7 separate regions of the Homo sapiens genome follow, and regions 1, 2, 4, 5, 6 and 7 are each linked to region 3. The links are chromatin loops, found by intact Hi-C in ENCODE. Cell type or tissue: OCI-LY7. All regions are shown on one strand.

What was found. A loop is a pair of places that touch in the nucleus more often than their neighbours do. Peaks named below come from ENCODE experiments on the same cell type or tissue, not always from the same donor. Only the 100,000 strongest peaks of a DNase experiment are listed, where the experiment ranks them.
Region 1: a loop joins it to region 3, with 6 times the contacts of the local background. A loop is called at or near these places in 3 of 110 quality-filtered maps.
Region 2: it touches region 3 in a loop (7-fold over the local background); 8 of 110 quality-filtered maps call a loop at or near these places.
Region 4: a loop joins it to region 3, with 9 times the contacts of the local background. A loop is called at or near these places in 36 of 110 quality-filtered maps.
Region 5: it touches region 3 in a loop (10-fold over the local background); 37 of 110 quality-filtered maps call a loop at or near these places.
Region 6: a loop joins it to region 3, with 6 times the contacts of the local background. A loop is called at or near these places in 7 of 110 quality-filtered maps.
Region 7: a loop joins it to region 3, with 6 times the contacts of the local background. A loop is called at or near these places in 6 of 110 quality-filtered maps.

What each region holds. Positions count from the first base shown.
Region 1 is chr13:66,490,778-66,494,777 of GRCh38, reverse strand. The region is part of intron 4 of PCDH9 (protocadherin 9); the gene reads left to right. Among named protein-coding and RNA genes, the nearest start is that of PCDH9-AS1, 190 kb to the right of the region's middle. In OCI-LY7, a CTCF peak has its summit at 2,081 (motif pointing left); a DNase peak (open chromatin) is centred at 2,097; H3K4me3 peaks cover 803 bases; H3K27ac peaks cover 1,386 bases.
Region 2 is chr13:66,616,726-66,620,725 of GRCh38, reverse strand. The region is part of intron 4 of PCDH9 (protocadherin 9); the gene reads left to right. All of the region lies in intron 2 of LOC105370247 (a long non-coding RNA gene), which reads right to left. Among named protein-coding and RNA genes, the nearest start is that of PCDH9-AS2, 210 kb to the left of the region's middle. In OCI-LY7, CTCF peaks have their summits at 1,607 and 1,811; a DNase peak (open chromatin) is centred at 1,835.
Region 3 is chr13:66,687,821-66,691,820 of GRCh38, reverse strand. The region is part of intron 3 of PCDH9 (protocadherin 9); the gene reads left to right. Among named protein-coding and RNA genes, the nearest start is that of PCDH9-AS2, 140 kb to the left of the region's middle. In OCI-LY7, CTCF peaks have their summits at 1,986 (motif pointing left) and 2,607 (motif pointing right); DNase peaks (open chromatin) are centred at 2,000 and 2,570; H3K27ac peaks cover 811 bases.
Region 4 is chr13:67,236,210-67,240,209 of GRCh38, reverse strand. No RefSeq gene overlaps it. Among named protein-coding and RNA genes, the nearest start is that of PCDH9, 7.9 kb to the right of the region's middle. In OCI-LY7, a CTCF peak has its summit at 1,733 (motif pointing right); a DNase peak (open chromatin) is centred at 1,729.
Region 5 is chr13:67,222,264-67,226,263 of GRCh38, reverse strand. It overlaps PCDH9 (protocadherin 9), which reads left to right. Exons shown (of 5, transcript NM_203487.3): 2 at 1-859. Among named protein-coding and RNA genes, the nearest start is that of PCDH9, 6.1 kb to the left of the region's middle. In OCI-LY7, CTCF peaks have their summits at 1,626 and 1,826 (motif pointing right); a DNase peak (open chromatin) is centred at 1,873; H3K4me3 peaks cover 3,497 bases; H3K27ac peaks cover 2,912 bases.
Region 6 is chr13:66,992,723-66,996,722 of GRCh38, reverse strand. The region is part of intron 2 of PCDH9 (protocadherin 9); the gene reads left to right. It overlaps PCDH9-AS4 (PCDH9 antisense RNA 4), which reads right to left. Exons shown (of 3, transcript NR_046637.1): 2 at 442-501. Among named protein-coding and RNA genes, the nearest start is that of PCDH9-AS4, 3.8 kb to the right of the region's middle. In OCI-LY7, CTCF peaks have their summits at 2,121 and 2,321; DNase peaks (open chromatin) are centred at 572, 1,282, 2,002 and 2,332; H3K4me3 peaks cover 3,084 bases; H3K27ac peaks cover 4,000 bases.
Region 7 is chr13:65,655,402-65,659,401 of GRCh38, reverse strand. No RefSeq gene overlaps it. Among named protein-coding and RNA genes, the nearest start is that of LINC01052, 210 kb to the left of the region's middle. In OCI-LY7, CTCF peaks have their summits at 2,285 and 2,487; no DNase peak of the experiment used is centred here.

The DNA of each region.
Region 1 (4,000 bases), 200 kb after region 3:
AACAATTTTTAATGTAATGGATATTTTGATGAAACCAGGTCAGTTATCTTGTGAAATATCCCACAAACTGGATATGCTTTAAATTTATCTATATTATAAAGATTTTTAAAATGTACATACCTTAAAGGGTGTGTACCCCAGAGTTTCTGGTTTCTGGTCTAATTGTTGGCAGTAGAATGGTGGGGGTATGGAGAGAGTGAGAGACAGAGAGAGAGAGTCACAAGCACACATTTAAATTAACTTAGGTAAGTCTGATGTGCAGTCAGGATATATTTATCTCCTCAAACTCATGGCAAATTTCAGACAGCTATTTCAATCATTTAATGATTTATTTACAAAATCAAAAGCTACCTCCATTAGATTTGCATTTCATTGTTTGTCAGGCTTGGTGATTTGTTGTCCGTGTAAACCTTGTCTATTCCTACTATTTCATGCTGTGGTAGAATGTTTCAGTATCTTGTCAATGATTAGCAGTTAATAAAATATCATGTCCTGAAATCTGAGAGCTTACTGTTTTCTGAAGTTTTGCCATCTTAAAAGCATAGAAAATCCTTTTGATAGAAATTCTTTACATCGAAAATTCTTTTGATAAGTAACTTTGTTGACCTTATTCTTTAGCCAACCAGATTCCTTTTCTACTCAGGTTCTACATCTCTGCATTCTCATAGAGTGAAAATTTACATTTTGTTTTCTTTCAACTATTACAATTTATTTCCCCATTGATAAATTAACATAAAGTTATTTTTAATTCATAAGTCTTAAAAATGTAACTGAACCAGTTATTCAACATAATCATGGTTTAATATTGCTATTGTTATCATTAGTGAAACATCATATTGTCATAATTATTTTATTATTATATTGAAAATGTTATTAAACCTTTTTAGTATTGCAGTCATTATTAAATATATATGTGGCATCATAGGCCTTGAGCATTGATTAAATGGTTTATTCACCCATAGTGTGACTCTATGAAAAACAAAAGTATTGACAAAGTGAGCTGTTTCTATAAATCAGTTAATCCTTCAAACTTTGATTATATCAGTGCCTAACACAGTGTAAGAAATTAATTAATAATTGTTGAATGAATGAGTACATAGTTTCCATGATAACACAATGTTTTAAATGTATGCTGTAGTAACTTCCTTGGTTATGGCAGCTCCTTGGTAACTACTTATGATGTTCAGTTATTTGCATTTATTCTGCTTTTTGTTGACCAATCACATTTCATGGTTTAAAATAATTTTTATGGTAGCCAATTAAATTACCGTGGTTGCATGAGATATAAGTGAATAATTTCAAAAATATGAAACCATTTGGATTATTATTAACTCAAGTATGTCAAATAACATATAGATATGTGCTAAGTTTACTAATACAACTGTTATTGTAATAAAAGAATTTATTAAGAATAGAACCTTGCGAACAATCTGCAGTTGCTTTGAAAGTTTAAGTTAGGAACATAATTTGTTCCTTTGTCTCATAAAAGAAGAGACTTGCTGGCTAGTATTCAAATGCCACAAAAACACATTTGCCACACTGACATAAAATATAGATGAACTTTTCCTCCAAATAACAAATGTGAGATTTACTTCAAGTCTGCAAAAAGATGTAAATGTAAGAATTCCTATTATCTGATTTTCTTCTGAATATTTTGCATTCCTTTGAAATATGCTCTAATAAGCTTATAGTCACATAGGAAACATGTTTATTATTATTTTATTTCTTTATTCTGTAGTATTCTAGTCTAGATCGCAGTTTAGGGTCTTCCCACAGGTGGTGAGAACTCACTCAGGATATTTTTAATGAGACAGGATAGTCACCTCATTAATAAAATATTCAGAAGGACAAAGTCCCAGGATCGCACTTAGCTCCAGCTTGCTCACCTTTTCTTTGTAACAATGTATCTAATTTGTTGTATTAATTTGTGTATATTTCATGTATTCGCCAGAGAAATTCATTTAATTTGATCCTGACCTTATTATTCAAAGCTTAAATGTGAAACATAACCTTTTCTCCTCAAGTGGTGTCACAAAAGGTTGCATCTTAGTCATGCAGCTGATCAATGGCTGTCATGCAAAATGAGGCTTCCACCATCTCTGAGTGGCACCTGGTGGTTATTTATAGCATGACCAGCAAAGCCATCTATCTTTTCTGACAGCTCACACTGTTACTAACCCAGCATCATGTTTTTCTCTAATGCCACTTGCAAAACATCCACCCATGTATTCATCATTCCTTTATTGAACCCATTTTAAAACATATATATATCATTATATATAAATATAAAAATCATTATATATATTTGTTTATATTTATATATATTTATTATATATAAATATAAACATTAACTAGGTTACATATATGTGTGTGTGTGTACCTATTTAATGCTAAGGATAGAATGACCAACATTCAGAAAGCTTTAATATATATTGATTGGAGAAAAAGTTGAATGATACTGAGATTTCTGTCTATGTAAGACAAGGCTGGTAGACTCAGGAACCTTATTATCTCATGTTATATAACCATGAAAGTAAATAGCAACAGCTAATCTTTTAAACTTTGATTGTGTCAATCACAACAAATCACAACAACTATAAATATAAATCATGAAAAAGTAGTATCACAACAGAAGACAAACAGCAAGTATCTTTTCTGTGACATTTCTCTTTAAGATCTCTTTTAAGGGAGTTTATTCCTCAGAAACCCGAGCACAAATCTTCTCCCTCATTTCATTGATCCAAATTGAGTCATACATACCCATTTGAGAACCAAACTTTGTGGCCAGGGGAATGCCATGCACATATGGCTTAGGTCTAGGTGACCTGAATCAATTTCATTGATGCAAAGTTTAGAGAATAGGAGATGGGGCCTACCAGTATCACAGTCCCGCGATGTGGAATCAGCTTAACCCAAAGTACCTGCACTAGGTGTGACTAATAGAACATATGTCTAAAGGAAAGAGGAAGAGAGAAATGGACCATGACAAGTAATCAATGATTGTTTAATAAAAACCTGCATTAAAAACTTACCTTTCTATGAGAAAAACACATATGCTATGTTAAGCTTAACTGAGAAAGTGATAATATAACAAAAGGAATAAAGGAATTGCATTTACATGATACAGTGTACAAGTTCAACTCTCAAAATAGTTAAGTATTACCCAAACAATTCAAATCAATGCCAGCTACTTTGTGGAAAGTATACGAACTAAAGAGAAGATAATCAGCTTTTCAAGTGTTGTACTTGGAAACCAACAAGTCACTTAACGCTCTAATATGGGATATTTACATTCCTCGCTGATCACAGTACTGTAGTTCCTCACTACATATTCACTGAGCACAGTCTCTCTCTCTCATACACACACACACACACACACACACACACACACAATATCTCCTGCCCTCACCCAACACACACACCATTTCCTTGGCCAAAATCTGTTCCGTTCTAGGTGGCAAAATTTACGAGAGAATTTCAGCGAAAACCAGGCTCTTATTAAATTTTCCTATTGTGCTTTAAGCCAAGTGATCCTTAACCACTGTTTAAAAAAGAACAACTATGGACTTATCAAACACAATCCATATATCTGAATCCTATCCAAGTGTGCTTTCATTTAAAGAGGGGAGGCAAAAGAAGTGCCTATTTTGTAAGAGGCAGTGAAAGAGTTTACTGAAGTTTAGCATTAGTTTAAAACAGATGTTCAGGAGAAACTAAGAAGCTAAGAAGCCAGTAAATAATGTATATATCAATCAAAGTGAGAGTATATCTCATTTCTATAAACTGAGGATTTAATTAGCTAAAAGAATTGGTAGACTAACTTAAGACAAGCTGTCATTCTCAACAGCATAGCCTGAAGCAGGGACAGATATGCTGGGCAAAGAAATGTCACAAAAAGTTCTAACTAAGGAAATACATTTATCCAGATTTAACTTTTACCTATGAGAAAAAAGGCTTACTTAGAACACGTTCTGAGATTTTAATTGTTTAGCTTTGCTCA
Region 2 (4,000 bases), 71 kb after region 3:
TATAAACCATAAAAAAAGACAAAAAAAAAAGGAACACTGATTTTTGTAGGAGAGAAAGTACTAGATACCAATAAAATTAGTGTGTTAGAATAAATACTAGTAAGCATACAAAGAGTGGGTTTTAGCATAGAATAAGCCTTGGATAAAGAATCAATAAAGATTCTATAGATAAAGTGATACTTTAAACAAGTGACATGGGATGAATAGATCTTACTGAAGTAAAGTCTGTGTGTGTATGTGTGTGTGTGTTTGTATGCAATGTAGCCTTCTTTGTCCTATAAAAAGTCATGGCCAGTAGGGCATAGAAGTTAAAATCTCAGTTTCTTTAGAGCATATCCATGTAAAATTAGTGTCAACATGGTCTTTAAGTCTCAGATACTTAACCACCAAAATGAGCCTACTAATATCTGAAAATATTCTTATAAAAATTAAAGGGCCTGAAACACAGTAGATGCTCAATAAATGATAAACTGTTCAAGTAAGTGACGGTAAATGAATTGTCACTTACTTGAACAGAATAAATGGATTGAGACATAGGTTGGGCCCAGATTTTGAATTTTGGAAAGTCTAGGATAAATTTCATTTGGATATAGGAGATGAAAGGAAAAATTGAGAGTATTTCTTTGATTTGCAAGATTTATGGAAAATTGCATAATTAAAAAAGAGAATATAAAATAAAATCAGATTAGGAATTAACTCTTTTTATTTTAATTTTAAAGTCTGAGCTGCTGGGCAAGATTATTTGGAACTAGAAATGTGATTGAAAATTGGAAATTGAAAACTGACAACATAGAAAGTGAATAAAATTCTAAGTATGATAATTAGAGGAGACAGAAGTAGGTTAAGAAAGAAATCACTGCAACCTTATATTTAGGCCAGGCAGAGGTGGGGGCAGGATGGGAGCAAAGATCAAAAAATTAAGAATGTACAGCCAGAAAATTATTTGAAAGTTCCAGGGATATTTGAGCTCTACACATAGTTAATGGTGGATTTTTTGGAAGTAATGTAGAAATGCGATTAAGAACACAGACTATGGAGTCAGATTAACCTAGGTCCTAATTCATTGACCTCAGAGCCACAGGTTTGCTAGCATATAATGCAGGCTTAATTTACAAAATTACTACATTTAATTATCATTATTCTTATCAATAGGTACTGAAAAGTTGTAGAAGCAGCAAAACATGTATCTTAATTATTTAGCAAAGTTTCAAGCTTAAAAAATGACCATGGTGAATTTTGAACTATAAAATCAGTGTTACACACTTAAAAAATAAATAAAATTCTAGAAAATTGTTAGTTTCAAATTCTAAAAGTTTTATTTTAAAAATTATTTTTAAGTAATTTTTTCTTTGTATTTACCATGCCTGATGGGGCTCCAAAACACCCATTTTCTAAAGACTAATAAAATTAATAGTAAAACATGTTTTTGCTACAGTGTGTTCATTGTTTTTCTTAAAAGCAGTTATGCTCACTTTATGATTTTAAAGGAATTCTTCAATATTAACTTTTCACCGTACACTTTAATGTTTTACTACCATTTTATTTTAAAAGGGGGTACCACAGGATAATCTTCTATAATATTACTTAATGTAGTTAAGCTATTGATATAAAACAAGCAAGGACATAGCTTTGTCTGCTAGAAGCTGTCAATCTCAAATGTGACTTTATTTCTAAAAAAAGAATTATCTTTGAATATTGTTTACTATAAAAATTTTAAAGTTAGTAATATTTTATCATGTTTAAGCTTCTTTAAGGAATCATAAATGTAGTATGTTTAGTGTGGTGGAAAAATCTATAGTAACATTTATGCCTCCTAGTGTAAAGTAAGGGTAATGTCAACTTTCCCTGGTGTACTGCATGGAATCTCATTTCCATAGCTGCTGTCATGTGATCCATTCTTCCAAGAAGTAATAAAGAGAAATGGCATTTACTTAACCCTGGATATGTAATCTTCCCTATGGGGGAAAAGTATTATTTGTATATCCGTGTTTATAGTAATTTGAGAGTGGTAAAAATGATAGATAAATAGATATGTAAATCAGTAGCTATATCTAAAAATGAAGAAACTTGCTGATATCAGTAACTCTTAGAAGTATAAAATTAACTTTTTAAATACCTCAAAATAAAGTTATATTACAGAAAATAAAATTACTAATTATAAAGAATATATTCTCATAATATCAAATTAATATCTTTATCTTTAGATACATACAAACATACATATGCACCTTAATAAATACATAAAATTATCTAGAGTTTCAAAACAATTTGAAATTTTTTAAGAAACCATAGTAATTTGTCTAAACTCCCCCAAATTTACCTTAATGCTATTTTAACATGTATTTCTGCCAGTGATTGAGAATTACGCATATTAGTGTGGCTGACAAATACATGAGTGCTCGGATTTTAATAACACTAAAGTTAGGCTGCCAGATGAGATACAGAATGTCCAGTTATTGCAGGACTTTTCCTTACTTCAGCTAAAGATGAGGTTCTTTGTCCCACCGCCACAAAACTTCAGGCTCGCAGACAATTTGAATGTTGAGTCAGACAGGGTTTTATTGGGTGAAAAGGAAAATAAAGGGGGGAAACAGGGACTCTCACTAGGCCAGAGTAGCTTGCTAGAGTGTTTCCCACTCAGCCATTCCAATCCCAGTTTCCACCCAGGAAGAGGAGGGGCCAGGCTCCTCTCTGCTACAAACATGAACTTCCCGAGGCTCCAACTCAGTGCGCAGGCTGGCTAGAGTTTCCCCAGGGACCCCCTCCCACCTGACTGTCTCCTTCCTCCCTCTAAAGAAGTACATCTAACTGCAGTTAAGGACGAAGAACTGCTTCCTGCTGACAGGGGACGCCGTTTTGTGGAAACGGCAGTCTGAGGTCCCTCAGGGGCTTATCTAAGGGTTCCCGGCAGATGGGGCCATCATCAGAGGCTCCAATTGCATGACTGTTTGGAGTTTGATGGCCTGAAGGCAAGAACAGACAAACCGGGTTATTAGAAAAAAAGTATCAAAACAAAACAAGGGGAGGGGTAAGGACAGATCAAAAATTCCGAGGCCTTTTACCAGTTTGCACAGGGAGAGGAAAGCCAAAAGCCTGACTGGTTAAAAAAACTTTACTGTTTTGCCGGCATGTTGGGCTTCTGGGTTCCCTTCACCTGAGCCCAATCCTAAGTCAACCAGTTTAAGGTTTGGGAAATTAACTCTTTCCAGTTTGGAGGATGCATCTGAGGGGAGTGTCCTGTAGTACAGAGACACAATTACTTACTAGTGAAGAGAGAACTAAAGAGAAGAAAGGAAAAAGAAAGCATTTTTAAAGGAGTCCCAAGGGTTTAGGATGCATTCGGAAGAGGTACAGACGGAAGATGATGGCTACCCATCTAGAAAGAGAGTAGCAGGCATCCGTGGTTCTCTTCTCTTCCTACCAGATACCGGGGTATGTGAGGGAGACAGGGAAGAGTGCCCTCTTTCCATCTTCCATCCTTGCATTCCCAAGTTCTGACGACCTTGGCAGGTGCCACCATGAGTGCAAAAGTGGCTTGCACCCATGAATCAGGGGGCGCCTAGAGAAAAGGAACAGAATTATCTGCTCTCACCTATATCTCCTTCCCACCTACTGTCAGTAGCCTTGGAGTTCCCTAGACCTCATTTATGCCATGGATATTAACGTGGCCTTTATCCATGAAACAGGAAGCTTGGGGTTGGCTTAATCAGCAGGAATCAGCCACATTCACCTGTGCTGTGCCTTTTAACCTCTGCTACCATGTGGCTCTGGATTCCTTAGATGCAGTTTTCCTTCCTAGGGCTTTGACCTGAAGCTTGGAATTGAGGCTGGGACAAAAATGTGTCTTGGGGGATTGTACGGACTCCTTATCATAAGCTGAATGCTAAGGTGAAACTGCGGAACTCAGCCCTCCTCAAACAAGGGAGAGGAAAGGATTTCTTGTGACACACTCAGATAATTGGTGGCTATAGTTATGCTTGGTAAGATTTGGGTGCATGGT
Region 3 (4,000 bases):
AATATGAAATTTGTAAACACAATGTAATATTTTTGGTATTCAATACAGTTTTACAAATATAAGGCATGTATTCTTTATCTTGTTCTTGTTTTCTTCTAAAGAGCTCAATTTCAATAGGTAAAAAATACGTGGGTTCATTTTCTCAATGGTGATTATAATGATTAAGTTTATTTTTCTTCTGAGATATCAGGACAGGTATTATAATAATTTTCAGAGGCAAAGGCATCTATGTTTATTTTTTTTCTATTGCTTATCACATTAAAAGTTAAAATAATAGTAAAAAAATCAAGTATTTTTAAATTTAACTGTGTCCAATCTTACATCATTGAAACAAAAGACAGTAGATATTTTGACAATACATTGGACTAGATGTTGTTTATTAGCATACTTTAAGTACTCCATAACAAAAGAAATTCAGTATTCTGCTATTCTAACTATGTCAATGGAAGTACATAGCACTTTAAAATGATTTATGTTTATGTTGGCCGGGTGCGGTGGCTCATGACTGTAATTTCAGCACTTTGGGAGTTCAAGGCAGGAGGATCACTTGAGGTCAGGAATTCGAGACCAGCCTGACCAACATGGTGAAACACCATTTCTACTAAAAAATACAAAAATTAGCTAGGCATGGTGGCAGGAGCCTGTAATTCCAGCTGCTTGGGAGGCTGAGTGGGAGGATCGCTTGAACCTGGGTGGCAGAGGTTTCAGTGAGTCAAGATGGTGCCACTGCACTCTGGCCAGTGCTACAGGGTGAGACTCCATCTCAAAATAAATAAAATAAATAAATAAATAAAATTTACAAAATAAAATGATTTACGTTTAGGTAAAATACATTATTTAAAACTTAAGGGGATATTAACATAATTTAAAACTTTAGTGCAATATGTCTCAGGCTTACGCTGGTGACACTGCTGGCAGTTCATGAGATGTGGTTGAGGACAGAGGTCTTGCTTGCATTCTAGCATGTAGTTAGATTATTCACAGGGACTCTTTAATTCCATTCTCAGTAGAGACTAATATATATTTCACCTAGAAATATGTTTTCCTGTGGAAAGAATTCAGGGAATAAAACCAGGAAACTTATTTCTGACCCTGATTTTGACATCTATCCTCTGGACTACTTTGCCAACTCAGGTTCCACTTCTGTAAAATGATGATTTCCTTTGGTGATCTTAAAACTTCAGTTTAAGTGACTTTTAAAATTGCCTTTTCTGACATACCACGTGTGCTATGGTTAGAGCCTTTCCCTCTGTTTTCATAGCCTTTTTTTATTCTGTACTAAACCTTGTAGTGTGTCTGTTACACACCTTCACTGTAAGCTTCTTGAGAGCAGAAGATGGCTTATGATTCTTTAACCCTAATATCAAGCAAATGTAACCTTTTGTATAGGTTACATTTGTATTTGTTTGAAGAACAATTGAATCATCACTGAAGTCTTCAGACTTAAAATCTATCAATCCTTGTCAGGATTACCTCGAAGTTTTTTTCTAACTTTAAAATTAGACAATTCTATATTTGCCTATATCATACTTAGATTTTCTTAAGGAACTTATGTCACCTACCTGCTATATCGTGATGATGAACTATTTAAATGCAAAAAAAACTGCATTACTCCATCAAAAAAGTATTGTTTAAATACTAGAAGTTAAATAACTTAGTGCACTGTGTTTATTTAGAAGAGAATAATACATAATGCTTATTTCTGTGCAGTTGTTTCTTATTGCATGGTTTATTTATGTGCACTTTTACTGGCATATGTCTTTGCTTTTATTTATGTAGGTTTAATGTGGTCCAATTCTGTAACTAAGATAATGCTCATCAAATTTAGTAGCTGTATTTAATTTTCAAAGGATAGATTTCTTTTAATTGAAAAGATAATACTTAGGATATATCTCGAGGCATAGTCTTTAAAAAATAAAAAAGAAGACAAGAAACATTCAATAAAACTCAAGTCTGTGCCCTGCTTTTTCTCAAGTGGATAGTACTGTTTTGTCAACAGCTCCATCTGCAGACCAGGGACAGCTCGTGAATCTTGCTTAGTGATCAGATTATAAAGAATGAGCCCTCAGCCTGCGGTTGTCTATTAAAATTTGATTTGAAAGTCAACACCCGAAGATACCTTTTTGAGGTTAATTTTTTAGCAATGTCAGGTTTTATATGATTTCTGAGAGGATAGCTGTAGGCTCTGTCAATGGAAATTCATTGGGAGAGAGGGAGGAAAGGAAAAGAAGGCAATAACTATTGCTGAAGGCCTGCAATCAAGCATAATAAACTCTTCAGTCAGCTATTTAAATAAGTACACAGCAAATTAATTTTTTTCCTGAAAAAAATTGATTTATCTGAACATTTCCCCCATGAAGGCAGTTTCTAAGCTGTCATGTACTCCACGCTTTTTCCCTAGTGATGTGAGTGAGAACAGTTCCGTTTCCACCGCCAACGCTGTAATTTTAGTAGTTTAAATAATATGGGCTGCTAGCAGTAGTATTGTCAGCAGTGATTCCACATTAAAGGAGGTGAATGGAGGGACAACTTTAGCCATGCCTGAATGTATTCTGTATTGGGGGTCTCTAGTTTTGGAACACTAGAGGGCTGTATAAGTCTTTTTTAAATAGCCTGTAATGGTGCTAAATTCCCTGAGAAATGGGGTTCATCTTATACATTAAAATTAAGGCTCAATATTTGAAAATGAAAGCAGAATTTATAAGGATAGCATATATTAGTGGCTAGATACATACATTTGTGTTTCCTTGATATGGCATATATTACTGCATAATTTCTGTGCTTGATAACACCTGTGTATTGAATCTATTGGTCTTCAATGCAACATTACCTTATTTTTAAAATGACCATAGATTTTTCCTACACAGCTACCATAGGTAATATATTTTCCTACATAATTAGTAAGTTTCTAAGAGCACATTAATGATTTCATATAAAAAATTTGCATGTGGTTACAATGAATGTCTTGCTATGTATGCCATATATATAACAACAGGGGTGTTCGGAAGGGAAATGAGGTAATAGTTCAAAAAGATGCTTTGAAAATATGCAAGTGCTATATAAATGTAAGGTGGCTATAATTATTGTTATTAATCAATAAGTTTCTATAATTTGATGACTTTCAGACAGTGGTTTCTGTAATAATAGCAAACTGAATTAGATTAGATAAAGTTGCACTATTGGTGAAGTATTTGATACAAAACCACATCACAAAGGAAGGTAACTCTCCCATACTCTTTTTGGCTTCAATACTTACATCTATTAATATCAACTTTTAGTTATAAGCTAACATGAGCTTTCCACTTCTACTTTCAGGCATAATATATATTAACACTTTGTGCATATCTCTCCTTAATTAAGTTTTCTTTAAAAATTAGAAAAACACTTTTCTGTAAGATGCCTAACCACATATCCCTTCCGTGGTTTCTATTCATCAGGAAGAGCTGAAGAATACTGAGACAGCTCAGTCTGCATAAACAAAAAATAAATAGGACACAAGTTCTAAATAGTTTGTTTAATTATTACAAAGCTAGGAATACATCAATGAGGAGGATCAAAGGTATAGGAATGAAGGCAGTTGCTTAAGGCATTAGTGACAGAAGATGATTAGATGAAATCCATTGAGTCAATAGTATAAAGGGAGTGCACAAATAGTTGTAAAAGAAGACAGAATGAAAGTGTCTTAAATGAAAGAAACATTAAATGAAGAAAATAGTGTATAGAAGAGGAAGTGTTAGAAAAGCCCGCATAAGCAAGATGGGCTTTGGAAGAGGCTTGCGATTTGGGTAATATTGAAAAGTACAGACAAAAAACCATTAAGGAGAAAGGAAAGCATAGGGAAAGTTTCCAAGGCAGAAAAGAACAATACTTAATTTCACACCATAAACTTTGAAGTCAAAAGAAAAACTTTTGAATTTCATCCTCTAAGAACTATCATAGAAGTAATGAGCAACAGGAACATCAAGATCTCTTGAAGAGGGTAATCTTACAGTACAAAATG
Region 4 (4,000 bases), 550 kb before region 3:
ACCGTGTTAGCCAGGATACTCTCGATCTCCTGACCTCGTGATCCGCCTGCCTCGGCCTCCCAAAGTGCTGGGATTATAGGCCTGAACCACGGCGCCTGGCCTATACTTTACTTTCAAATGTTGGAGCAAATATGTGAAAGAGGAACCAAAGAAATTGGACAAAATATTTAAAATTGTTGAATCTATAGAGAAGATTTTACTATTTCTCTACACATGAAAGTTTTCTTAGTAAAAAAGCAAGCAAGGATCAAATTTAAGAAGTTTTCAGAGATGTTTAAAAATTTTACATTTTCTACTCCTCTTATATCCTATTTTCTTCCATATATATTTTCCACAGTGATCATACATGTATATTATATATATGTATGATAAAAATAATACAAAACTATGTCTCTAATAAAGCAGAAGTTATTATAGGCATGTTCATTGATAATGATTTAATTCATTCCTTTCTCCTCAGTAATCATGTACAATTGAAACACCAGATTCAATACGATGATGACTATACTAGTCAAAATTCCATCACTATCATCAACTCTGTAATTCTTACATAAATGTGAAATTATAATCAAATAAAATTGTGTCAGATTCTTATGGATATTCATTGTAATTAAAACATCAAATTATGAGAAGAAAAATTACTTTAACTTGTCAGAGATTTCACCCTTAAATAGGCATCTCCACAGCTTTATAGGAAATTGACAGAATTACATTTTAATGCTACATATCCGTCTTATTTGAATTGATTTGAAATTTACACTATACTTTTTCTTTCTAAGCACAGAATTAAATTTGTAATCTCTAGCTCTTTAAGTGCAGGGCTACCATAAAAAGATACTAAAACTAAAATAAAATCCTAGTCATCTAAAAAAACTCAAATACACATAACATTTGTTACAATTCATAAGAAGTAGACTGTTTCACAAATTCCACTAGTTATCTGAAATTTAGGGAGCATGTAAAAATAAATTTGATTAGGCAACATTTTATAATTTTTTACTATAAATGTGTCTAATATTCACTTAAAAATAGATACTACTGGTCCCTGGAAAATTTGTCATAGAAAAAAATATGTTTTTTCCTGTTCACTGATTTTTGACAATGGAAACTGTATATGTGCTAGTATTTCTATTTAAACAGGAAACAAACACAGCAAGGTACCTCTCTTTTAACACCTTTGTAGGTCCTGAGTAACCCCACAGAGGCCCAGCCACCACCTTGGAAATCAGCACATTATGTAAGTTAATGTAACAGGACTGAAAAATATTCACATTGAAAGAGGAAAGATAGGAAGAAATAATAAGAATAGTACAGGTAATTTAGTTGCTTTCATGAAAGAAATATTTATTATTATATATATATAAACATGATTGTATTTCTGGTTTTTCTAGCTATTGACTCTTATTTATATCTCACAAGAATATGACTATATATCTTATTTGATAGTTTGTTTATAATATCAAAATTAGATTACTGACAAGTATAACAACATCATGATTAATAAAAAAATTTCAAATAATTTTTTGACAATGTATTAGTATTGATACTCTAAATCATAGTAAATAATTCCTTAATGAATTACTGTTGCAGTTAAGCTAATTTCTTGAAATATATAATTTTGTCAGATTTGAGAAATCTATTAAAAAAACAAAACTACAGTACAGGCCTGTACATTTCCCACTTTTAGGTATTTTTGTTTTGCTCTGCATTACAATAAAAGTCCTCTAGATGGCAGTGTTTACCATACTTAGAATTATTTTGGCACTAACTCTTAAAATGACACTCAATAGAGCTAAATACTATATAGTTAAAAACTAATTTTTCTTGTATTCAATATTTCTTTAGGATTCTTGTTTTTCTCTGAATGCATATTTAACCTAATTCAACAAGTTTTTGCTCATTTTTAGGTTGTTATTGCAATTTAATTTGCTAGTTTTCAGGAGCAATTAAGTTTACCCAAAATCTTTAAAATATAATATACATGTGCTCTGTATTCTTTGGAGGAATTAAAGTAAGTTACTGAGACTGTGGTAACCAGAATAAAAGACATCTTAGCAACTAACCACATAAATTACATTTTTTTCAAGCTTGTTTATAACTACAGATTTGAAGGACATTATAGGTGCTTTATTAGAACCAAGCGAGATTTTCACCTTCTATTTGAAGTAATCGTAGTTTTAATCTTCTCAGCTGATGAATATTCCAAATGAGCCACAGGTGTATAACAGAATATAGAGCAATCATATTTTGTCAGAAAATTTGTGGGTGGGTGAAGTTATTTTTAACTACTAAATTGTAGAAATGATAAAGGTATAATATACATTTGAGTTTTATACTGAATATACTGCATGTTATCATAAAACATAAAAGTGCTAATATACACATTGATGAATCTTATCTTTTCTGAAAATAAGACTGGACAGAAATGATCAAGTTCAGGACAAATTGTTGATTTGCAGTTTCCCTGTGCCTTCCATAAAGATAAAACATTTGTCACTAAGGGCTGGAAAAGAGATTTATTTCTTCAATTTTTAAGTTGGACATTGGAAAAATAAATTGTAACATATTTTGTACAGACATATTGCTCTAGGTCTGTAGAAATAAACTCCAGGGATATTTTAATTTTTGATTTGGCAATTTAGGGACTTGATATAAATTTGCTTAAATAAGTAATATATATATTTGTGTATATATATGGTATATCTATATATGGTATATATGTAGTATATATATATGGCATATCTATATATAGTGTACATATATATGGTGTGTGTATATATATATAGGGTGTGTGTGTGTGTGTGTGTGTGTGTGTGTGTATATATATATAGATATATATAGATTCCAAAGAAGGAAAAACTCTCATGAGCTTTGGAGATGACCCAAATGTGTCCACCATGTATTCTATTACCTCCTGTTGACACTTTCCAACCCCGTCTGACCTGGTACCCCACATTGCTCAGCAAGTGCCCTAAGGCTTATTGGTCTGTTCTATGTAATTTGCCTTCCTCTGAAGAGTACCAGGCTCCAAAGAGACCTCTTCGTCATTCCTAGTTCAAAGTAAAACTAAAATTTAGCTCTAGATGTCTAATCTCTGAGAGAAAGAGACAACCTAAATTAAATTAATATGCGGATGATAAATACATTCCTTGACCCTCTGAGCAGTACTAGCATCAAAAGAATGCTTGGTAACAAAACTAACCTTTGTATGATAAAATGGTAGGGGTGATTCTTTCTCTAACCTTCTGCTTTTGCTTCCCACTCTCACCCTTTAGCCATGATACTTTGTATTTAACATGCCTTTTAGGTCCTTGCTACTTTATCTGTGGTCCACAGATCAATACCATTAGTATCCCCTGGGAACTTTTTAGAAATATAGGACCTTAGCTCCCATTGAAGAGCTAATATAACAGAACTTACATTTTAATTTAACAAGATCTCTGGGCTATTTTACTCACATTAAAGTTTGAGAAACATGGAATCAGGTTCAGTAAATACCCTAGAATGTTATTTAAATCAAGAAGTCAACTTTAGCATAATGTCATTCTTATAATAATAAACCCAATAAACAATCTGAACCAATATAAAGATTAAAAATAACTAGATTGGTAGTACATTTATGTAATCAAGAACTTACTTGCTAGTGAGCATTCAAACTATTAAGATTAATGTAACAAGCAAAATATTTAAAATCTAAAACATAAAAGAGATATTGTGATGGGTATTCACAAAGTAGAAAATATTTCCAAGGTAGTAAGATTTTTTTTAATATAGCACATATCTTTAATTTTTATTTTTTTAATATAGTAGGTTGTTTAAAATAGGTTTGAATGAGCTGATTAATATATTTTTTAACAATGAATTTCTCCCTTACATGCTTTGCAATTATTTTATGTAATTCTCACTTCTACCTTTTTCAACGAATTGTGGTATTTACCTGAAGTTTCACCTGGTCTTTAGAATCTACTTATCTGTTATACTGAAAAGTTGGCCTCATCCC
Region 5 (4,000 bases), 530 kb before region 3:
CCGGATTGATCCAGTAACAGGTAACATTACTCTGGAAGAAAAACCAGCACCTACTGATGTGGGATTGCATCGTTTGGTGGTCAACATAAGTGACCTGGGGTACCCTAAGTCTTTGCACACGCTTGTGCTTGTATTCCTTTATGTTAACGACACTGCTGGAAATGCCTCCTATATCTATGACTTGATCCGCAGGACTATGGAGACCCCGTTGGACAGGAACATAGGGGATAGTAGCCAACCCTATCAAAATGAGGACTATCTAACCATCATGATTGCCATCATCGCCGGTGCCATGGTGGTCATTGTTGTGATCTTCGTCACCGTTCTGGTGCGCTGTCGCCATGCATCAAGGTTCAAAGCAGCTCAGAGGAGCAAGCAAGGTGCCGAATGGATGTCCCCAAACCAGGAGAACAAGCAAAACAAGAAAAAGAAAAGAAAGAAAAGGAAGTCTCCCAAAAGCTCTCTTTTGAACTTTGTTACTATCGAAGAGTCCAAACCCGATGATGCAGTTCATGAACCTATCAATGGGACAATAAGCCTGCCGGCTGAACTGGAGGAGCAAAGTATAGGAAGATTTGACTGGGGCCCGGCACCTCCAACAACATTCAAGCCTAACAGTCCTGACCTGGCCAAGCACTACAAATCTGCTTCTCCACAGCCTGCTTTTCATCTCAAACCAGACACTCCAGTTTCCGTGAAAAAGCACCACGTGATTCAGGAACTCCCTTTGGACAACACCTTTGTTGGGGGTTGTGACACCCTTTCTAAACGCTCTTCCACTAGTTCAGATCACTTCAGTGCCTCAGAGTGCAGTTCCCAAGGAGGCTTCAAGACAAAGGGCCCCTTACACACCAGACAGGTAAACGAGCACTTTTACTGGTCTATAAGTACTGCATACAAGTGCCCAGTCAACCAGTATTAACGTGCCAGTATGTCTATTGTTTTGGTCTAACTTTAGCTTAGTTAGAAAGAGGTAAAAAAAAACTTGACCCCTTTTCTATTCCTCTGGGGCTCAGTCAAGAATTTTTAGAACAGCTTTGAAATTTCTGAGTTCTGAGAATATTTTCTCCTTTCAGTTTCCTTCAAATGGCAAAAGATGAAAAGAGAAAATTATTCCAAAATGTCCCAAGATAATGTTTGCTGAAGAAGAAAAAACCTGTCCTGATATGCCAAATTCTGCTCCTGGGGGTTTCCAAATTGACTGCTTCAAGACTTTCACCTTACCTTTTGATCTAAAAAGTCACCTTCAAATCTCAAGTTTTCAATGACTTTTGAAGGTGTGACTGCAATTATGTTGCAGCTATGGTTGCTAAAGGGGTTAATTTTTTTTTTAGTCTCTAAACAGGATAGTAGAATATTAAATGTACATCAGCTGTGAAGCACATGATCGTTGATAGATTGCAACTAAGCCATATAGGAAGTCTTCTCTTTGATTTCAAATTATTTTATTGTAATATATTAAATTCGGTACTTAATAGAAAGATTTTTAGTGTCCGCAGTGGCCAAATACTCTTTCAAAAAAAAAAAAAAAAAGAATGCTTGCTGCCTAATATAACTGATTTAAAAAGAAAAGAATGAATCCATTGTAAATATTCTCTCATCTTAGTAATGCATAAGTGATCTGTCATAACTCATTTTAAACTGTGAAATATGCCATATGAAGAGGGATTAAGAGGCTGAGAAACTCATATTTCAACCAAATCCAGAATTAGTTTTTCTTAGGTCTAATAATTCCTTGTTAATAAAGATTTAAATGCAGCGCTGTCTAATTTATTTCACTGGTGCTTGTCTGTTGCCACAAAATTTGAATATCGATAATAGCCTGTAGATGGCACTAGGGTATCATGTCGCTTGTGCTGGCCAGGTGCCAATCCCGCAGTAGCAAGGAGAAGGGGGAGGGAAGGATCAAGCTGGTAGTACAGCCAAAGATACCTTTTATTTAATGATAGTTGCTCTGGAGCAACTAGCATTTAAGTTCATTCGCTTGCTCTTTTGTGATTAGCTCTCAGCACACCAACTTTCTAGGATTTCGTAATGCTAGTTCTGTCTTTGTCGATATGGAGTTCACCTATGGTGATGGCCCATCTGTACTTGTTTATAAATAAGGAACACATAGATTTTAGAAAATCAAGTAAAGCAAAATTAGTTTGCAGAACAGTATCAACAGTTATCATTGATTAGTCTTTGGAGAATCAAGAGTTTTTATTTTCTGAGGGTGGGGTGAAGTAGGATGTTTTATTGAAACAGTTTCCCCCTTACCAACTATCATTTATTGCTCTGGAAGGACTTAAGGCTTCATGGTAATAAAATATTTATAAGAGTAATTTTGACAATGAGTCATACAGATACTCCCAGAACATCAAGTATAATACATATTACCATACAACTAAAATCTCCATTCTTAAAGTAAAATATTAAACAGTAGAGCGTTTTAAAAGTACAAATATTTACAGCTTAAATACACAGGAAGAAAGGACTTTAATCAGTATAGAATTTTAAAGGAGACTATGAGATTATTACATATAAGTCAAAGTTAGAACGACTTAATTTTTGTGTTAACTTTGTTAGTATTTGAAAAGAGGTTGATGTTTTAAAATTTAAAAAATGTTCAGTCTTAGTAAAGGTTTTTAAAAGTTAAATAGTTAACTATGATAAGAAAAGTAATTTATGAAACTAAATGAGTTTGATTAAAAAGTTGCTCTTAATGAACAGAAAGAAAATTTTTTAAATTATTTACTTCTGTTATGGTTACTCACAATACACATGGTATTTTATGATATGCATAATTATGTTGAGAAACTAATATGACTTAAACTTTTTCATGTAAAATCTGACATTTTCTTTCCAAAGAAATGTACTGATATACTTCCAGCATCATCTTTTTTTCTGTCTATACGTGGTGATATTAGCATTGATGTATAGATCCACTTTTTCTGACCTCCCCAAAAGTTGAACCTATATATAGTGTAGTGACATAAATGTTAAGTGCATTTCAGCAAAGTATGCAAGAGATCTTTTCTTGAGGCTTAGTCAGTCATAAAAGTCTTTGTATGATGTAATCTTTCAAATAGGATACTGAGTAATTCTCTAACTGGAACTAAAGTGCGTTTTAGAAATTTCTTGTGACCATGTGTCACTTTGCAGTTCTCCTATGGGTATTCCAATGTTCATATGGAACTAGGTAATTCACTCTTATGATAAAGAGCTATTAAAATGGCTTTGCTTACACCTTTTAAAAGTTTTCATGCTGAAAAAGAAATAGTGTGATGTTGGAGAAAAGAGATAGAAGTCGGTGGAGAAGTGGTAGTGATATACAAAGTAATATGTACATTTTTTTGGATAAAAGAAGCATATTTCCTATGAATGAACGACATCAAATATATACTACTCTTTAAAAATTTGTTTTCACTGAACTGTATGATTGCTATCTGCAGATGTTCTAGTTAAGCTAAAAAGTAAAAACTTTTTTAACTAGTGGCTTTTATATAAAATGTGCTCCTGAAGCTACACAATTTTGAAAGAGTAACATTTCTTGCTACAAAAACTTTCAAAGGAATTTATTTAAAAAAATACAATCTGTGAAGATTTTAGTTGTGTGACGACTATTGCTCACACCATCTTTTCATTTTATGCTATTAATTGATATGTGGGTAAAATGCAAGATTCTTGGTTAAAAGCTTACCAAACTTAAATTTCACTCATTTATACTGTATGTATAACGAAAACATAACGTCTGATGTTTTCATCATGAATTTGTTTGTGGTACATCAATTCCTATATTGTCTGATATTTTTCCCCTTGCTGTTTTCCCTTGTGTTAACCTGCAAAGAACATAGGAAACACTGTAAATCATATTCCTCATTCACTCTATTTTATAAAGCTTTCATGTGTCACTAAATTTTTCACAGATTATTTCTTACAAATTTTTGGAAGTGCGATTAGCCTTTATAGGTTAAGAATTTACTTTTTTTTTTTTGGCAAAAGGTCATGTCTCGGTAAT
Region 6 (4,000 bases), 300 kb before region 3:
GATTTCATAATACTATCAGTTTACTTGTACATTTATTCAGTAAACATTTTTGTGTGCTTACTGTATGTCAGTTTGGTACTAGGCACTGAGCATACACATAAACTTAATTTATAATGTTGATGCTATTTCCTTTCTTGAAACACTCTCACACTAGCAATGCTTATTAAAATTCTTCACATATCAAATTACTTATTCTTTAACAATTAAATTTATTTAGTTTAAAAGTTGAAAGAATGTAGTAGAATCTTTTTTCAAATATCTCTTTCTCTGTGAGGCCTACCTCACCCACCCTAATTAAAACTATAATCACTCATTCCCAGCATGAAGAACTCAGAATCCCAACTATCCTGTGCTTTTTCTTTTTTTTTTAAACACTAATGTTCTAACATGTCATATAACATATTTATTACTGTGTATTGAATATTACTTGTCTGTACTCACTAGAATACAAGCTTCACAAGGGCAGAGAGTGGTGACTATTCACCAATGTACTCCAACTACCTGGAAAAATAGTAACATTCAATAAAATGTCCCGCTGGTAAGATATTCTCTTAATGAAACCTCTTCTGAGAACCCAAGCTTCAGTTTACATAGCACTTTCCTTGTGCCTCTCAGATAAGACAGAACATTTTCCTTTACTGTATCTTCCCATTAAATACAAAGCTCTGCAAGACTAGACAGTGTTGTTCACATATTTGTATCTTCTGGAGAGTTTAGCCCATCAGCCGAATTAATTGCAAATAATTATTGAAAAAAAATAAATGAAGTTAATACAATAATTCATAGTATACAGAGAAAATAATCTGTATCATTTTTCAAATATTGTGACCCAGTTGGGTCTAAGTAAATTATTGTTTTCTTCATTTAGGTTCTTTTAGTTTGAATTCAGTATATCAGAGGATTTTTAGACAGCAGTAATGCAGATGATATGTTCTCTCTGAACTGCTCGAGTATATTTGATATACATAATTTTTCAATCTTTTTATAGAATGAGATTGAGGTTTGCCTGAAAGAAGAAAAGCTCAAGAAGCAGTAGTCTTTGCTACAGGAAGACACACTATAACAGATGTTCTTTTCTTTTTTTATAGTCACAGAAAACCATCTTAACTTTGTGAAATTAAAGGGTAGAACTGACACAAACATGGAACAATTCTAACTTCCTAACCCAACCTCAAAACTTAGGGTTTGAAAATTGGTTACAGCTGTTCCTTTCTGTTTCTTAGGGTTTTGTTGTTGTTACTGTTGTTTTTTTCCCTTAGTGGTGGACACTTTTATGCACCAGCACTCAAGCAGAGTCTCTCACTGCAGGTGCATTTACCATTTGGGGACCGTGCTGCCCTTGTTTTGTTAGCCTCAGCATTTTTAAAAACCTCACTTCGCCCGTGGTGCTTGTGAATATATCACTGTCCACCTCTTTTGCCTTTTGTATTTACCGTGTCTTATGCTTCAGCCTTTCCGATGCCCTTGAGAAGCCATAACCATGCTTTACATTTGAAAGAGTGCCAGCTCATTTAATCAGGCTGAGTTTGAGAGGCATGGATGAATTTATTCTATCTAACATTTAATAAAAAATAATTTAAAAATGTGACTTATGCCATGACATGCTTAGCATTACCCTTCCGGGTTTAAATTTGAGAGCTGTCAGCACCCTCCGTGGTCTGGAAACTGACATGTTATCAATCAAGTGCGTGGGTGACAAGGCCGCTGATGTCCTCCCAAGGCTCTTGTTTAATAATTAATTTTTCATTGCAGGCATGTTCCGTAAATGGATTACAAAACTTAAGCCCGTTTAAAAGGTTTTAGAAATTCATTATTAGTTTTAAAAGATGAATGCACAAATTAACTATCCATGATAGATGAGGCATACCAAATATAGCCAGGTCCTATGTGGTTTTGGCTTATATTTATATATAGCGTAGAGTAGGGTAAAAAGTCAGTACAGTTTTATAGAGAATGTCACTGAAGCACCGAGGAAGTGATTCTTTCAAAGGAGACTCAAAAAAGGAGATCAGATGACAAAATTGTGCTTTGAACATTTTCATCTTTTCTGTTGCTCTCAGAAGTCCCCAGCCATCTAGCCTCTGGACAGGCTCAGCTCTATTTCTGGAGTCAGTACCTCAGCTTGTTTTTACCACAGAATAATATTATGATTTAGAATGAAAGAATTCTTATCAGTTATCACATCTTAATTTCCTTAATTCAACGTCAGTGCCAGTTTTTAAGCTGTTATCTTTCAGCTCCAAACCCACCAGCTTTGTGATTCCCCGGGCTAGTCTCAGCGCTCTGCATATCCGCTTTGCCATCTGGCTTCTTAATAAGTTTGGCCAGTAGGGCACGCTAGAGGGAGACCGAATGGCGGGGTGAGGGGAGCTACTGCGTCCGGCTTTGCAGGCCGTTCCTTTCAGGGTTGCCGCAGCAATGGCACTTCATCCTGGCAGCAGCCATTTGCTGGTTGCAGTGCCAGTTTCTTGGTTTCTTTTTTGCATTCCTGGAATCAGTTTCATCACTCTCTCTTGGAGTTACCAAGAGTCGCCAGTCAGTTTCCTCTCCGTGGAAGGCTGAGTCCCAATTCCATAGGGCTCTGTGCCAGACTTTTAGTCTCTGATAACTCCGAAATCCTTCCTTCTGTTTCCTAAGCTCTACAGGTATTCTAGTTTTTCTCGCAATTTTTCATTACTAGGCTACATCAGTGTCCTTTTTCTTTCTTTCTTTTTCTCACTTTTTATTTGTACCTTTAGTCCTCCAACAATTAACAATTCCCCATGTTAAATTCTCTCTGTTTAAACAACTAACGGGCTCTCTGTATTCCAACTAGATCTCGGCTGATGCAAATGCCGTAGACAATCAATCGATCAATCAATCAGCAAATCCAATTTCCCTCTAGCCACTAAAGGGACTTAATATAATTGAATGATTATAGAATTCTGATCCCATTTATCTCAAGCCATTGAAAATATTTTTCGTGTGATTATAAGATACGTAATTTTAAAAAATGATTTTCTAAATCAGGATTCTTACCAGATTATTTCACAGCTTATTCACTCATTGATTGCTTTCCTCCCACCCTTGTTAGCTTTTGTATGCCTGTCCTGCATTTTAAACCAAGGTATGAGGAGGATAAAGTAAATAGTAAATGGTATGATAGTGGCCAAAACTTTGAATCTTTTTCCCTATTCATCATCTTTGTGCAAGTTGGTAGGGAGGTCCACTAATTCAGCCTCCCCATTCCCTGTCCCTTCAAAGTAAATCAGAAGCTTCAGGTAAAAAGCAGAGAAGCTACCCAAGTTCTTTTCATTTATTTTATCATCATACTAATAATTTTGCTTTCTGAAATGATTACTCTTACAAGCAGCAAATATATTTTTTAGGAAGTTAGAATTATTGATGTCACGTTTTCATATTCAGTATCCCAAGTAAATATCAGGTAAATTCAGGAAAATAAATACAACCATTTTCTTGGTTAATTGTTTTTAAATTTAATATATGTTCATTTATTCTTTTAAATATATATTTCATAAATGGTGACTATGTATTCCATGACATAAAAACTAAGTATTTTTAGTGGGAAATTCTTTGTGGAATCACTGAAATGATAACTAGTGTTAGCAATACTTCTGTTTCATGAGACGAGTCACTTTATGAAGATTGCAAATTATTTTTTGTCCCCTCTAGAGTTCATTTCATGGGAAATTTAAATTTTATTGTCTTAACTTTAATGTTAAACATTTCCTTCACATATGGTATGGCCAGACATGTTTTCTTCTTTGCTGCTATTTTACATTTTAGATGTAGTCCATTCAGGATCTTTTTTTTTTTTTTTAGGAGTCAGAGCTTGAAGTGACGCAACACTTTCACTCTTTATCTCTGATTTACATGCTAATAAAGACAACTGATAGACAATATGATATACTTTGGCCCTAGAAGATCCTTAATGAGGAAATTCTGTGGCCTGTTTTCTCTTCTGTGCTATTTTTTGTCTTCTAAGGCAGGCATTTTTATC
Region 7 (4,000 bases), 1.0 Mb after region 3:
GTTAAGAGATTGGGACCTCTCTTAAGAGAAGGGTGAGTTTGGCCATAAAGGTATAGCACAAGAGATCCCTGAGGTAATGGAACAGTCCTTTATCTTCAATTGTGGTGGTGAATGCATACATCTATGCATGTAAAAAGTTGCATTGCACTACCTATGCATAGTAATATATGTAAAAACTGATTAAATGTAAATAAGCTCTGTGGAACCAATATCAATTCTCTTGTTTTGGCATTATCTGTAATTATTCAATGTGGTACCACTGCGGGACACTGGGTGAAGGGTAGAAAACGCCTCCCTGTACATTTTTAAAACTTCCTATGAACCTATAATTATTTCAAAAGAAAAATTTAATAATGCAAGAATAAGTGTGCAGGATCTACTTAGTTTTTATCCTCTAAAAATGTTAATCTAGGCAGTGAGAAATTTGGTAAGACCAGATATTATAAAAAAACATAAAAATAGTAGGATAAGAGTATTATGAGAAAATTTAGCATAATGTATTCAATTAAAATTGAATAGGGCTTAAACTTAATGAAAAAATAAAGCAAACGTTTAGTAGTAATTGTCTGCTATACTATACTTTAAGATTGATACTCAACATAATATGTTTTGAATCCACCATCTACACCACAGTGTACTTACCTTCTTGACAACCCTTATTTTTTACCAGATATATTCTCCAATAAAGATGAGCAGATGAGTCTCAGTGTCTGGGAAAAGGGAATATGGTTTCAAATAAACAATAGCACAGGCAAGAAAGAGATAATGACTAAAGAAACAGCCAACATTTGAAGAGGAAATATAATGCCCTTAAGTTTATGTAGGAAAAGGAAAGAAGCAAGGAGTGAGAATAGAGACAAAAGGTCAGTAAAAATTATGTTGGTTCTCTTCACTGTAGTATCATAATTCAGATTAAAGGGCAATTGGATCACTCATTAGGTTTGGGAAACTTCTCATGCAATGTAGCTTTCCTCATGTTTCTCAAGATGTAGTTTGGAAAGTTCCTTGTGCCCACATTACTCATGGCATCTGAACTACAGGGTATCCCATGCCTTGGATTAGAAGTAGATGAGAAATTATAATTGGAAAGAAAGAATTAAGAGCACCGTCACAGAGACAGGTTTTCTCAGTTCTGCAAGGACAGCAACATGCTAACAAAATGGGTAGGTCCTAATAGGCCTGTCATTAAGATCAGAAAGTAGTACAGGAAGAACACGAGAAAGGAAGCTGTGTACAGTCCATGACCCTCCAGAGAAGAAATTTTGCTGGAAATCCGTGTTGACTGGTAGAGACCAGTTGAACCTGAGTAAGTAAGAGCTCAATCAGAAGAGATTAAACATCAGTCCTAACATCAGGACTCAAGGATGACTCAAAAGCATCCATTTTCGTCTGAACTGTGTCTTGCCAGAATTCATATATTGAACCTCTAACAGCTAATTTAACTGCATATGGAGATAGAACCTTTAAGGAGGTTAAATGAGGTCATGTGAGTGGGATCCTAATCCCACAGGATGGGTGTCTTTATAAGACATGGATGAGACTCCAGAGAGCTCTCTGTGTCATCAGAGAAAAAGGCCACAGAGGGACACAATGAGAAGATATCTACAAGCCAAAAAGTGTGGTCTCCCTAGAAACCAATCCTGGCAATACTTTGATCTTGGATTTCTAGCCTTCGGAAAAGTGGAAAAATTAATATCTGTTGCTTCAGGCATCCAGTCTGTGGTATTTTGTATGGCAGCCCTGGTAAACTAATACACCAACCTCTAAAAATCTTTCTAAATTTTCTTTGCACCATATTTTGGAAATTTTCTTATTAGATAATGAAAGAAAATTTAATGACATTATAAATGATATATAAAATATGTAAGGGAAAAAGTTTGATAGGCATAACTCTGCATATAAACTTTGAATTGATTAGTTTATTTACACAAATCTGATTTAAACCAAAAGGGACTCCTTTTGTTTAAAAAAATGTTATTTTTAATTCGAACATTAGTTTTCCTTAAGAAATGAGTGTAAGTGATGTTAATAGCAATATTAAGATGAGCTCTAGATAAGATCTAAATAGATATTTGGCATAACTCAGTTGTAGTTTAGCAATTTAAACCATATCACCCAGTTTTTAACATCTGCAAGAAAAAAAAGTTATCCCAAAAGGATAAAAATATGCATGTGCCGTAGATTTATTAAAATAATAGTAATTATTTGCCATAAAAATTTATTATAGACTTTCTATAATTTTGGGATTGTGATATCTTATACTTTAGTATAAGCTTATGAATATATACTTCCTCTTAATCTTGTACCTTTATTGAGTTTGATATCTTTATAAATCCTTTATGTTAAATTTATAGTGTGATACTAAATTTCAGATTAATGTAATGGGTCTCAACATTTTCAGTCATTCTTATCAACAAGAAATAGGTTATAAATATTATCACATAGTAAATGGAATGGTGTTCTCTAGCACCATCTAGCTTACTTTTTGAGCAATTCACAGCAACAAAATTTAACAATTGGATAACAATTTTAGATAGTATAACTATGAAGGTCAATGAAGATAGGTCAAAATGATTAACAGTATTAATGCCATTTAAAAAATTACTACATGCACACTGTTGCTTTCTCATAGCATTAAGGGATTTGTCCTCTACTGCTGTCACTGCGTCTTAAAAAAATCATTTTCTATCTGCTAATTGCCAGAAATACTTCATTTAAAACTGTAGGAAGATCCACTTAATTGCCCTGAGTTGCGGATAAGCTTTAGAACTAATGTGTTTTTATATCAATAAAGATTGAGAGCACTATATAAAATAACTCATAATGTTCATCATCTTTATATCATGAAATACATGTCATTGGCATTGCCCTGATAGAAAAAGCTAAGCCATATAGAGAGCAGAGAATTCAAACTTACACTTAGTTTATGAAGACAGGTAGTCATAGGAAAATCACATCCAATGTTTGCCAAGTATCTTCTAGAAGAACGTATTTGAATTAATTTCTGTTTGTGATACACTAGCATATTTACTAGTAGTTTGCATTTAGGTGACATAATTTAAATTTATCAATTCTGATTGTGGGTGGCCACTTTTCATTTTATTCTACAATACCTTCACGTTGCTATTTAATCTCTAGTTGTTTCTAGCCCTGCAAATCTATTTAGGAAAAAACATAGAACTCTGATAAATGCAAAATATGTGCTAGTACAATGTATAAGAACACTTGATGAATGTTAGCCAGAAGAAAATATTAAAGCAAAAGGGATTTTGAAACCAACTTTGGTTGTAAGAAGCTAATAATATGGATATTCAAGCAAATATTTAAATATTTTGATACATTGTATTTATGAGAATGTAATTTGGCTACCTTATTTTCAGTGAATGCAATAAAGTATGTTTAAAATAATTCATCAGTACTAGAAGTTGTAAAATATTGTTAAATGAGTACATTTTTCCAATATTCTTTAAAAAAGAATCTCTTCCAGATATGGTTGGCTTGAGTTGAAACTTAAAGTGAAATTTAATGGAATTAGTCTGGTTACTCCAATTATATAAAATTCTAAAATATTAGAATAATTAATATTCAATCTTATCAATTCATTTGCTTATTAAACAAGTAATTACTTAATGAATATTATTTACCAGTCACTGTTTTACATGGCCAGGATTCATTTGTACTTAATGCAATTAAAGCACTTGATGTGGTGCTCTTAAAGAGCTTATATGTTAATATGGAGATACAGACAAATTATATATGTATACAGGTGCATGTGTATGTGTGTCATATGCGAGATAGCACTAAGCACTATGTAGGGAATTAAGTGACGTGGTAGTGATTTTCTTTTGAGATAGTGATTTTTAAAATTTCTTTAGATTGCATAGGCAGAAAGATGACATTTAAACAGAAATTTGAAATCATAGAAAAAGGAAGAGGTATATTCCAGGAAATCAGAATACCTATTTTGCAGACTCTTAAGTTCCTAAGAGTTTGTCATATT